Linked DNA regions of Homo sapiens: all the other regions are linked to region 3. Evidence: chromatin contacts called from ENCODE Hi-C or POLR2A ChIA-PET data. All regions are on one chromosome and are shown on one strand. The core of a region is the stretch at or near the end of the contact, and the rest is flanking DNA. Distances in the headings are between cores, read along the strand shown.

The links. A loop is a pair of places that touch in the nucleus more often than their neighbours do. ChIA-PET counts read pairs that join two places held with the same protein, here RNA polymerase II (POLR2A). Pooled maps may share reads with other maps.
Region 1: a loop to region 3 is called in a map of gastrocnemius medialis, with 3 times the contacts of the local background. The contact joins the promoter of LRP6 here to the promoter of ETV6 in region 3. A Hi-C loop is called at or near these places in 3 of 168 maps with a recorded cell type or tissue (gastrocnemius medialis, naive thymus-derived CD4-positive, alpha-beta T cell and posterior cingulate gyrus), 2 of 37 single-sample maps with no recorded cell type and 13 of 50 pooled maps. POLR2A ChIA-PET finds 5 or more read pairs at or near these places in 2 of 52 experiments (CD4-positive, alpha-beta T cell and MCF 10A).
Region 2: a loop to region 3 is called in a map of naive thymus-derived CD4-positive, alpha-beta T cell, with 13 times the contacts of the local background. The contact joins the enhancer-like site here to the promoter of ETV6 in region 3. A Hi-C loop is called at or near these places in 1 of 168 maps with a recorded cell type or tissue (naive thymus-derived CD4-positive, alpha-beta T cell) and 5 of 50 pooled maps. POLR2A ChIA-PET finds 5 or more read pairs at or near these places in 2 of 52 experiments (A673 and T-cell).
Region 4: a pooled map shows a loop between it and region 3 (5-fold over the local background). The contact joins the enhancer-like site here to the promoter of ETV6 in region 3. A Hi-C loop is called at or near these places in 4 of 50 pooled maps.

The regions. Positions count from the first base shown.
Region 1 is chr12:12,265,599-12,268,323 of GRCh38, reverse strand. LRP6 (LDL receptor related protein 6) reads left to right here and starts at 1,280. Exons shown (of 23, transcript NM_002336.3): 1 at 1,280-1,643. The coding sequence starts at 1,589. RefSeq lists enhancers at 1,050-1,099, 637-1,273 and a silencer at 1,280-1,589.
Region 2 is chr12:12,473,719-12,476,418 of GRCh38, reverse strand. It overlaps DUSP16 (dual specificity phosphatase 16), which reads left to right. Exons shown (of 7, transcript NM_030640.3): 7 at 1-2,700. Among named protein-coding and RNA genes, the nearest start is that of DUSP16, 88 kb to the left of the region's middle. Within about 2 kb of position 1,323, at least 7 of the 41 ENCODE cell types and tissues checked have a DNase peak (open chromatin) inside an H3K27ac peak, as active enhancers do.
Region 3 is chr12:11,648,346-11,651,246 of GRCh38, reverse strand. It overlaps ETV6 (ETS variant transcription factor 6), which reads right to left and starts at 1,573. Exons shown (of 8, transcript NM_001987.5): 1 at 1,087-1,573. The coding sequence starts at 1,119. RefSeq lists silencers at 1,221-1,380, 1,391-1,440, 1,651-1,860, 2,151-2,390 and an enhancer at 2,571-2,670.
Region 4 is chr12:12,442,414-12,445,126 of GRCh38, reverse strand. All of the region lies in intron 3 of BORCS5 (BLOC-1 related complex subunit 5), which reads right to left. Among named protein-coding and RNA genes, the nearest start is that of BORCS5, 87 kb to the right of the region's middle. Within about 2 kb of position 1,451, at least 18 of the 41 ENCODE cell types and tissues checked have a DNase peak (open chromatin) inside an H3K27ac peak, as active enhancers do.

The DNA.
Region 1 (2,725 bases), core at 31-2,530, 620 kb before region 3:
TTTGGTTCAGCGCGCATTTCTTGGAAGGAGCGGAGTGGCTTAAGTCAGAGACCTGGATTGGGCTGAGGTACTGCTATTCATTACTTGAGTGGCCCTGGGTAAGTCATTAACCTCTCAGGTTCTCATTTTGCTCCTCTGTGCAATAAAGAATAAGTAACAAAACCTGCCTTTCCCCAGGGTAGTTTTGAGTGTCAAATATGATAACTTGTGTTCAAGCACTAGTGAACTCCAATGTCACTGAGGTACTTGTTAACATTGTGGTAGCAGCTCCACTTTCTTGCCCATCTGCCTCCAGGTAAGGGCGTGTGACAGCTGGGCAGGATGCATCTGATGGCTCCATTAGGGTTAACTGTTGGAGCGCCTCTGCCCAGACGAAAGCCTGGCAGGTGATTTCAGGGGGCGTCTGGGCCATTACTCCTGAATGCCCAATGCACTGGGAGTAGCAGAGGCTGTGCACAGTCTGAGATTCTAGGGAATCTTTTCCTTCTCAAGCTGAGAATTGATAATCGAAGCATGCCAAACATTCGTTATTATATGCAACTTGTAAAATCCTAAATAGTCTTGTCCAATTGTCCCTTTGCTCTTAGGTTTTGAGGCATTTATCTTGGAATTTTATCTGCCAGTTTAGAAATCTTTAGCTGGTCGGGCTTAATTCTGGGGGCAGTTTGTATTTCTGGGAAGGCGGGAGAAAAATGACAATCTCAGTTTTGAATTGGCGTTTTAATATCGTTCACCAGATCCACGCTGAAAGCCGGTGTAAACAGCGTTCAAAAATTCCGCCCTCCCAAAAAAAGGATGCTGAAACCGATTTCCAACCCCGAAGACGGAGCTCATCACCCCGCAACGGGATCCGCCGTGGCTCCCCGCGCGTGCACCGCGGCTGGGCAGTCTCAGGTGGCTGGGGGCGCGAGACCGGAGCCCCACCTGGCCCTGCCGGCGGCGGCCGCACAAAGAGCGGGGCAGACGGCTGCCCGGCCGAGCCGCAGAAAGTAGTCCCGACCACGCCGGCTCCAATGTTGTTCAACGCCGCCTCACGCCCTCCGCGGGGAGGGCCGAAGCGGCCGGTCCGGGAAAGAATCCCGCTGGAATGCGCCACCGGGAGGAGGCTTTCCCTCCCAGTTCGCCTCTGCTAGCCCAGAACCTCTCCCAGGGTCTCAGGCAGAGGCTGTGCGTGCGGTTGCCGACTCCCTTCCCTGGCCGTACAGGAGGCAGTACCGGGAGAAGGGGCTCGTTGCGCGCAGGGACACGGTCGCGGCGACCCTAGGAGGCGGTGCCGACCGTATCCCTGCGCCGCTGCGCGAGGCAGAGGCTGAATGAGGAGCTGCGCGGGGGAAGCGGGGCGCCGGGGGAGGAGGCGGCGGGATGGAAGCAGACGCTGGCGTCGCGCGAGCCCGGGGCCGAGCGGCGCGGTAGAGAGGGCGGCGGCGGCGCGCGCGGAACCTTGACGTGCCCCTTTCTTTCTTCTCTCGCTGGGAAGCTGGGAAGTATGAGCGTGCAGCCCTGCCGCTGCGGCGGCCGCCCCGGCTCCTCGCCTCCCCCACTTCTGGCCACCCCTCGCCGGTGAGAGAAGAGAACGCGAGAAGGGAAGATGGGGGCCGTCCTGAGGAGCCTCCTGGCCTGCAGCTTCTGTGTGCTCCTGAGAGGTGGGAAGAGTGGGGGCACTGGAAAGTTGGTGGGGTTCGGGGGGAGGTGGCCTTGTTGTATGTGTCTAGGGGGAGGGGAGGGACGGAGGAAGGGAGAAGGGGAGAGGAGCGGGGAGAGGCCTGGTCGTGGGGAGGGGGAGAGAAAGGGGCCCGGGAGCAGGGGCTGCGTGCACCGCCCGGCCACAATGCGGACCTGGCCTGGCTTCCCAGACCTTCCCCGGACACATCGGAGCTTCGATCCCGGCTGCTGGTCTTAGGGAACCCTTGGCACCCCATGCTGTCGGGATGACTGAGTGTCTGTGTGCCTCTCTCTGCCTGGGGTCTTCCAGGGAAAAGGGTCTTTGTACGTATTTTGGCTTTTAAAATGTTTGAGTCCGAGATGCTTTAAGGTTGGCCTTATCCATCGAAGCCCCGCCACCCACTCCCCACCCCGTTTCGGTGTTTCTTAGGTGAACTTTTAAAGCCCTCTTGCTATTTTTTCCAGGCCTTGTTACAGGTAATGATTGGCTTCCGTTTGGGATATAATGACCCTGGGTGAGAGCGCAGTTGGAAAGTGACTCCGGGGTTATAGGTCGAGCGTTTCAGCATTGGGAGCCTTCTGAGCTTCAGCCCATAATAAAATAAAACATTGCCCTTGTAACCTCTGGTATTCACGGCTTGCCCCTATTTTCGGAGTATGCAAGTGTACAGTTGGCACTAAGTAGGGAAATTCATCCTCGTGTGAAGAGGAGCCGGTCCTGGGACCAAAATGATAATTTGCTCTGCACCCCTGGGGACTGCTTGGCACTTTGGTAAATTGCATAGGCTGTTCGAGATAATTTGCTCTGGGAATCGCTTGAATTCGATGGCACTATGATGTTTTGAATTGGACTGCAAAGCTGACACATGCTCTGTGACTTTTGTGACAGTTCACAAAGATTTTTGACTGGCCCGTCGGCAGCTCTTCTCAAACTATTTAGTGTTGAACTTGAGATGGCTGTGATGGCTGTGGAGCATTTACCAGCAGAGGAATTTAAGTACTGCTCGATACGGTGGCTTGTAGTTTTGGTTTGGTAAAGTTCTTACTGGCGTTCATAGTAAGT
Region 2 (2,700 bases), core at 74-2,573, 830 kb before region 3:
AGCTTGGGGGTCAGGTAGGTAGACCCTGTTAGGGACAGAGCCTAGTGGTAAATCCAAGAGAAATGATCCTATCCAAAGCTGATTCACAAACCCACGCTCACCTGACAGCCGAGGGACACGAGCATCACTCTGCTGGACGGACCATTAGGGGCCTTGCCAAGGTCTACCTTAGAGCAAACCCAGTACCTCAGACAGGAAAGTCGGGGCTTTGACCACTACCATATCTGGTAGCCCATTTTCTAGGCATTGTGAATAGGTAGGTAGCTAGTCACACTTTTCAGACCAATTCAAACTGTCTATGCACAAAATTCCCGTGGGCCTAGATGGAGATAATTTTTTTTTCTTCTCAGCTTTATGAAGAGAAGGGAAACTGTCTAGGATTCAGCTGAACCACCAGGAACCTGGCAACATCACGATTTAAGCTAAGGTTGGGAGGCTAACGAGTCTACCTCCCTCTTTGTAAATCAAAGAATTGTTTAAAATGGGATTGTCAATCCTTTAAATAAAGATGAACTTGGTTTCAAGCCAAATGTGAATTTATTTGGGTTGGTAGCAGAGCAGCAGCACCTTCAAATTCTCAGCCAAAGCAGATGTTTTTGCCCTTTCTGCTTCACTGCATGGATACAGTTGGTAAAATGTAATAATATGGCAGAATTTTATAGGAAACTTCCTAGGGAGGTAAATTATGGGAAGATTAAGAAAGGTACAAATTGCTGAGGAGAAGCAGGAAACCTGTTTCCTTAGTGGCTTTTATCCCCTCGGCATGCGATGGGGCTGATGTTTCTATGATTGCCTCAGACTTTCACATTTACTAGTAGGGCTGAGAGAGGCTTTAGTGAGGAAGGAATATTCAGAATAAAACGGTTGAGAAAGCTGAGAAGACCATTGAGTTTTGATCAGTTGTGAATAGAGTGCAAAGCCATGGCCAAGCTGTTTTTGGAAACGCTGGCCGGCGTGTCTTCAGTGGAAAAAGCAAATCAAAATGGAGCGAGAGCAAAGGGGCGTCCTCAGTCCTCAACCTACAATCACTGTATGGAATCGGTCCTGGCAGCTGAACATAGGAGGTCACTGGAACAAGTGATAGTGCAGATTGGCTTTCAAACATCCTCCTGGCTTGAGTTTTATCAGCTACAATGTGGGTCCTCTTTTGAAGCCTTAATTCACAACAGCAGCTTTTTGGGGGTGGGGCTGGGCGGGTGTTGTCATTGTTCTTTCCCTTCCTGTAAGTGTCGCTAGTTGCTGCCTCGTATCTCAGGTTTTTCTCTGTTTTTGAGAAATGGACAGTTTTTTGACCAGGATGTGACTTCATGTTTCCTATGGTGACTTCTAAAACCAGCACAGAATGATATGACTCAACACAGACCGACTTGGTTATGGGGATGATGAGCCGCACAGACCTCACTAGTTGTGCACAAATAATGTGCTATGATGGGGTGTAAAGTGAAGGCAGAAGAGGGTCAGCCGCATTGTTATGATACTGGGAAAGTGCTGGTCAACGATTTGAGTTAGTTTTTAGATATACATTGAAATCTTTAATCAGACATTCTCAAGTTTCACACAGTAGTTTTTGATGTTATGTACACACACACCAAATGTGTAACAGTTCACCACTTCCAGAGTGTGGTCATGCCCAAAACATGTTTAAGAAAGGAAAGCAGTAGCTCCTTGCTAACGATGTTTCAGGAGGTTTGGGGGACTTGGTTTTAATGAGCTTCTGTCATTTAGGGCTTCTCTTGGCCATGGTCCCCCTTCCTTCTGGAACTGTGATGTAGTCACATCCTACAGCCTTTAGTGCTGGTTCACTAGTGTCAGATAATCAGTTCTTGGAATCGAGACTGCCGTGGCGAAGGGGTGGCCTCGGAGGCAGGCTCTGGAGCTGCTTGGATGTCTTTAGGTGGGGTGGTGGCTGGCTCTCTTCAGCATGTAATTGGGGAAACCCTCGCGTCTACTAGGGGTGATACAGATGGTGATTTTAAAGAGCAAAACTAGACTTCTATGTGAGAAGTGCTGGAAAATGATTTAGGACATGTGTAAAGTTAGATGGAAAGACTGTAAATGTTTAATATGAATATAGTGTTCTTTTGAAGTAAGGCCAGCTGTTGAACGGTTAAACTGTGCATTTCTCATTTTGATGTGTCATGTATGTTAATGTATGAAATGATTAAATAAAATCAAAACTGGTACCTGTTTATACATAAATACGAGAAAAGACCTATCTTTGCAGCCATAAACTCGGTGGGAACACCACCACTCAAGTTGCCAAAGGAGGCAGTGGTGAAACCTGTCCTGTTCTCACTTAAATGAGGATTTAGCTCAAAATAAAGTGGTGGTGTCATCAGGTTTATTCCGTGTTCTGTCATTCACATGGAACACCGGATGATTAGCTAACAGTTTAGTGCCAGCCTTCATTCTTTACTGTGTACGTTAAATGCACACTACAGTGAAAAAGCCTAAGACACTTGGTAAATATTTTCTAGCTGACTGATTCCAGAACACACAAGTACATGGTAGGAAAAAAAAGGCCAGCTACACACACATGGCCCATTTCGATATAACATGTAAATGATGTTACGATTCCTACAGGAAAAACAGGAAGGGCAATTGTTGAAGAGCTGTCCTTTGTCCTTGCCACATACATCTCAACAACCTCTCTGCTCATGACACTAGATTTGATGACTTATGAGACTAGAAACTTAGTCT
Region 3 (2,901 bases), core at 324-2,823:
GTGAACACACATTAAATAGGCCAAACCAAAAACAAACTTCAGCAGCTTCAGCCTCTCACAAGAGCGGAAGGCTTTCTACCTGGGTACTGGTGGAACAGCGAAATGAATAAAGTGTACAATAAATGCAGCGATGGGAAAAATAACACGGGTAGATGGATAAATCATCCTGCCTCCCAATGGTGGCAAACTTTACAACAACTTTTTAGAAGCAACAAACCGCAGCACCACAGTCTTTACAGATATATAGACATGCATACACACAACTACTGGGTAGCCCAGCAGTGTGTTTACAAACATCTACCGCCCTGCATTTACAGAGTGCTGCTTAGATAGCCTCTCTGCACTGTCAAACACAGAAGGTCATTTTGCCTGGTTGCTTAGTTCTTCCTCTCCCTCCATCACAGGAGTTTTCTACTTTGGGATTGCTCAACTTTCATATGGATCGGAGTAAAATAACTATTCAGCAACTTTATTCACCTTGGTTTTAAAAAAAAATTCATTGTGCAATGCCTAGGAAAAGCTGACACCAGGACTGTCTCTCCGACAGCGCTTGCAATTACAATCAGACGAGGGGGAAAAAAATCCTGTCTGATCAGACCCAGAGAGTCCTTTAAAAAAATAAAAAGATTCTATCGCAGTGGAAACTGAACAACTTTTTTTCTAAGACGACCACCCCTCGGGAACAAAAGTTATATTTCAGTCACATGTTGGGTGTAGGAATAGGGAGCAGGTTTTTTTTTTTTGTTTTTTGTTTTTTTTTTTTTTAAGCGCACTAATTACGGGGGTGTTTTACGGTTCTGGAGACAATCCGGGTTGCTCTGACCAATTGTGACCGGCATTTCATTGTCAAAAAGCAAGGGGGTGGGGGCCGAGGAGCCGGCAGGGGCTCGGCGGTGGGGGGGAGTAGCAAGGTTACGCTAAAGGGTACAGCAGCCACCGCGAGCTGCATCTCTTTCCCTCTCGCCCCAAATAATTTCCTGCGAACAGAGCAACTGCAACAGCCTGCTCTGAGGAGCCCAGCACGACTGCCCTGGCCGGTGCAGCTCAGGGTTTCCACCACGTAGAAGGAGGGGAGAAGATTTTTACCTTAATGCTACACTGAGCAGGAGTCTCAGACATGTCTCACAGCGAGAGAGATCAGGAAGTTCTCAGGTTTTTTCCACTTTCCTTTCCTCTCCCCAACCCAGAAAGGCTCCACGGCCAGCCAGACGCGGTCATTTAAGAAGTTTCTTCCAGCATCTCTCCCGGCAGCCGCCCCGGGGGTCTGGAGCGCGCGGGGCGGGGCGGGGCGGCCGGCGGAGTTGGGCGCGCGGGGCGGCGGGGGCGTGGGAGACGGGCCCGAGCGCGGCGGCGGGGTCTGCAGGTCGCGGCGCGGCGCGGGGACCCGGGACGCAGCCCGGCCGGCCTCCCGGTCTCTCCTCCCACCCGCAGCCGGCGCCCCCGCCCCCCGCCCTCCCGCGGCTCTCCCTCGCTCTCTCGAATGTTTTCCTTCCTGGAAGAGAGAAACTGAAAGGCAGAACTGAGAAAGCTCTTTGCTCATTGATCTTGAGAGTTTCAGTGCAGAAACTGACGTGAATTCCCAGCACTGAGCTCTGCCTCTTAAAGGAGCCACCAGGAAATAAAAGCTCGGGTTACAGCCCGGCATCGGGGAAATAAAAGCTGCGCGGGGGAGGGGCGGCCGCGGGGGCGCGGGCGGAGGAAACCCGGGTAGCGGGGCCGCGTGGGGCCGCGGCTGCGAGCGGGGCGAGCGGCGCAGCCCCCCAGGCCGGCCCCCGGTGCGGGCGCCCGCCCTCCACGCCGCGAGACCTCCCGCTGGCCGAGCCAATTTCCGGGCTTAAGGAAGACACCTTTAAAAAACGTTACATTGTGGCCCCAGACACCACAAAACAGGTTTTATTAAACTCCTCCCACCTCCCCTGGCTCCGTCTCTTGGATACATCGATGTGCACAAGGGTTTTGAAACGTTTCACTAAGCGCAGATGCAACGAAAGTAATTATCTATGAAGGGCCATTCCGGTTAGGACGCGGAATCCGAAGGAGGAAATAAAACAATAGCCTTTGTTCTGCTTCTCGACCGCTGCCTCTTTAAGAGAATCCACCAGGAAATGGGAGATCGGGTTACAGCCTGCACACGGGGAAATGTGGGGAGAGCGGGCGCCCGAGCGCGACGCCGGAGACAAAGCCGGGGCGGCCGCGCCGCAGACGCTGGGGGACCGTCGGGCGGGGGGATTCCCGGGGAAGGTGGGCGCCCCGGAAAGAGGTGGCGCCACGCGCCCGCTCGGGGATGCGGCGGCCGCGGGCGCTTCCCGAGCCGAGCACGCGCTCCGGGAAGGGAAGGCTGCAGGGCAGTTATCAAAGGCAGCTGAGTTCCTTTTCCTGACCTCCCCCTCCTGTTTCGAAATCCACTGCCCTTTTAAAGAAATAGCGGCCGCTACCAACCGAAATAGGTGACTCGACTACAAAGTTGGCAGGACGTGTTCCTGCAGATAATACCCCTCCCCAGGACCGCTTCTCTGAAACCGTCATTGGCCGGTTGATTGGATGGCCCTGGGATCCTGCAGGGGGAGGAATATTTGGTTGGAAAAGCAGTTGAGGGGGGTTAAGGCCGTTGGGGCTGAAGGGTCTAGCCCTGAGCACAAGTGATCTGATCACTCTATTATTTTTATTATTATTTACACTCTCTTAAAGTGTCCACCACAAAAAACTGAGAACATTATCATTATACTTAAATTCTAACCTTGTTAGCACATATTGGGGGTTTAATATGTGGATGTGTAATGTAAAAGGAAATTTGTTATAATTTCTTAATAGAGTAATATATTAAATATGGTATAAATATGTATATACGCATATATACCCATATATGTTACCTGCACTGGACCAGGACACATTTCCCCGAGT
Region 4 (2,713 bases), core at 202-2,701, 790 kb before region 3:
GGCTACCGGAAGCTATGATTGTGGTATTGCACTCCAGCCTGGGCAACAGAAGGAGACCAGGGAGACCCTGTCTCTAAAACAAGATTGTTCGGCCGTGGGCTGCATGCAGTCCAGGACAGCTTTGAGTGTGGCCTAATATAAATTTGTAAGCTTTCTTAAAATATTATGAGTTTTTTTTGTTGTTGTTGTTTTTAAGCTCATTAGCTATCCTCAGCATTAATATGTTTATGTGTGGCCCAAGACAATTCTTCCAATGTGGCTGGGAAGCCAAAATATTGGACAACCCTGCTCTAAAATAAACAAACAGAATATTTAACACAGTTGAAATCATATTGAATATAAACTATTATAGCTTGATTTTTTTTTAACTTATTGTTAGATCTGTTCCTAATGTCACTTGGTTTTCATTGGCAGGAGGACTTAAACCAAGCAAAATTTACCATGGAACCTTGCATCAGGCCTTCTGAATCTCAAAGCTGGGCTGCAGATGCATTTTAGGAATCTAAGTTCGAAGATGACACAGATGTTCAAAATTTAGTGTACCCCTGGGCACACAATAGACTGTATTTCCCAGCCTCTTTGGAGTTAGCTGTGGCCATGTAATTGAGTTCTAGCCGAAGTCATAGGCAACACTCATAGGTTTGGCCCGTAAGAACCTCCTAACTGTGCTAGTCCACTCTTTTTTCCCTTTTGCCACTGGACACTATCAGCAAGGTGGTCTTTGGGGACGGCAGAGCCACAAGATAGAAGGAAACTGAGTCCCTGAACTCAATGGAGGAGAGTCACCTGCTAACCAGAAACACCCACCTTGAACAAGAGCAACAAATAAACTTCTGTTGCATTTGATCCATTACACATCTTTGAGTCTACTTACAGCTGTAGCCTAGCTTACTCTACCTAATGCAACCCTCATAACCTTTATTTTCTCTGATAGAATGAGAAAACTTATCAGTCCCTAGGATGAGATAATTGAAGAATATAAAGTTGTTCATTAAACAAGTATTTATTCAACATCTACTACATGCCAGGCATTGTTCTAGGCACTGCAGCAATGTTCAATTTGCTAAAATTCTTGTTTCTCTTCATTGGAAGTGATACAGGACAGGGAATATCTTTTCCCAGCCCTGGTTTCATTTCCATAACCCAGGAGCCCTCAATACTGGCTAGTTGGCTTAGAGACTACAGGTGCTCTGGGGTTCCTCACAAGAGAGGAGGCTGCATGGGACCTCTGACACTGCCCGCTCTGGTGGACTGGAAATGAGCAGGGGAGGGAGAAGAACAGGGGCTCTAGAACCTGGCACTGGGAAAGCTGGCAGAGCCAGCTGTCTGAGGGCATGTCTAGGGCAGGCAAACTGGGGGGAAATGGGGCTGCTGTTCACACATGCTCATATGTCATTGTCCAAAAGCGGAATGGAGTTAAATCTCAGAGCAGTCAAATAACCGGGCTCTGCTCATGCCTTGCCAAAAAACACAAGCCTACATTTCCAACAGGCAAGTAATAAACTAGATTCGGCCCTCTTCCAGGATTTCTGGCTTTTGGCAGGACAGTGCTGGTGCAAAGGAAGTGTGGGGCCAGGCCCAAGGAAGCCCTGTGCAGCATACCTTACAGTCCGCCGAACCAGAAGCAGCCCACTCCCCCACCTGGATTTCCTGCCACCCAGGGGACCAGTTGTATTTCTTACAGAAAAGAAAGGTTGCCCAAAGGACAAGAAGGGGGGAAACTATAATTACACTGTAAGGTTTCAACCTGGAATTGATGCCAGAGTAACTTGTGACATTCTATGGGAACATAAAATTTTCTTGAAATGTCTTGCCTCAGGATTTCAGCAAAAAGAAGCCGACATCTCAATGTTCTTGTCAAAATTTGCAGCTTTGCAATAGGTACTCCCAACTCATTTTATAATTTCAGGTCAAGAAAGAAGCAACTGAAGCCAAAATATATTTAAAAGCGGCCACAGGACTCTAACAATGTTGTCATTTAAAGGAGATTCGGTTCACAGTGTCAGGGCGATAGCAACAGTTTCACCTGGCCAACAGCTCACGCTAACCAGGCTTTTAACCAAAGGAGCTCAAAGTGAATGCTAATGCCAGTTCAGACAGTGATGCTCTGTGCAACACTCGGAACTACTCATTTAATCTGGATCAGTCTCTCTCCCTGGGAGGACACACAGTACAGGAAGTCAGGTCAAATACTTGGAAAATGACTCCAGCTGGGTCTTAAACATTACGGTACCGATGACAGAAAGAAATCCCTGCCCAGCCCTGTGTGCAGGCCCATGAATGGCAACTCTCGTGCATTCCTTCAAACACCAGTTGAGGACCTACCATGTAAAAAAAGGAATAACCAAAAATGAAATGAAGGACTCCAAAGAGGCAGAACATAAGTAGTATGGTGCAGTGGAAAAGATGACTCACCTTCTAATACCATCTTAGTCATTATCTAATGGAAAGATACCCAGCAAATCCCATATACACTCGAAGATCCTTGGTTTCTTTATTTGCACAATGAAAGGGCTAAATTAGAGAAACCTTAGGGCCTCTTCATAATCCTGTGTAATCATATGGCTTTCCAAGGATTGCAAGTTTTTCTTACCAGTTCATCTGAACCCCCTCCATGCTTCATACTGGTTTATGTCAATACACTATGCTTATCAACACATCTAAGAATTAAAACAGGAGTTACTAGAATCATATCATGAATGTACTCTCAAGG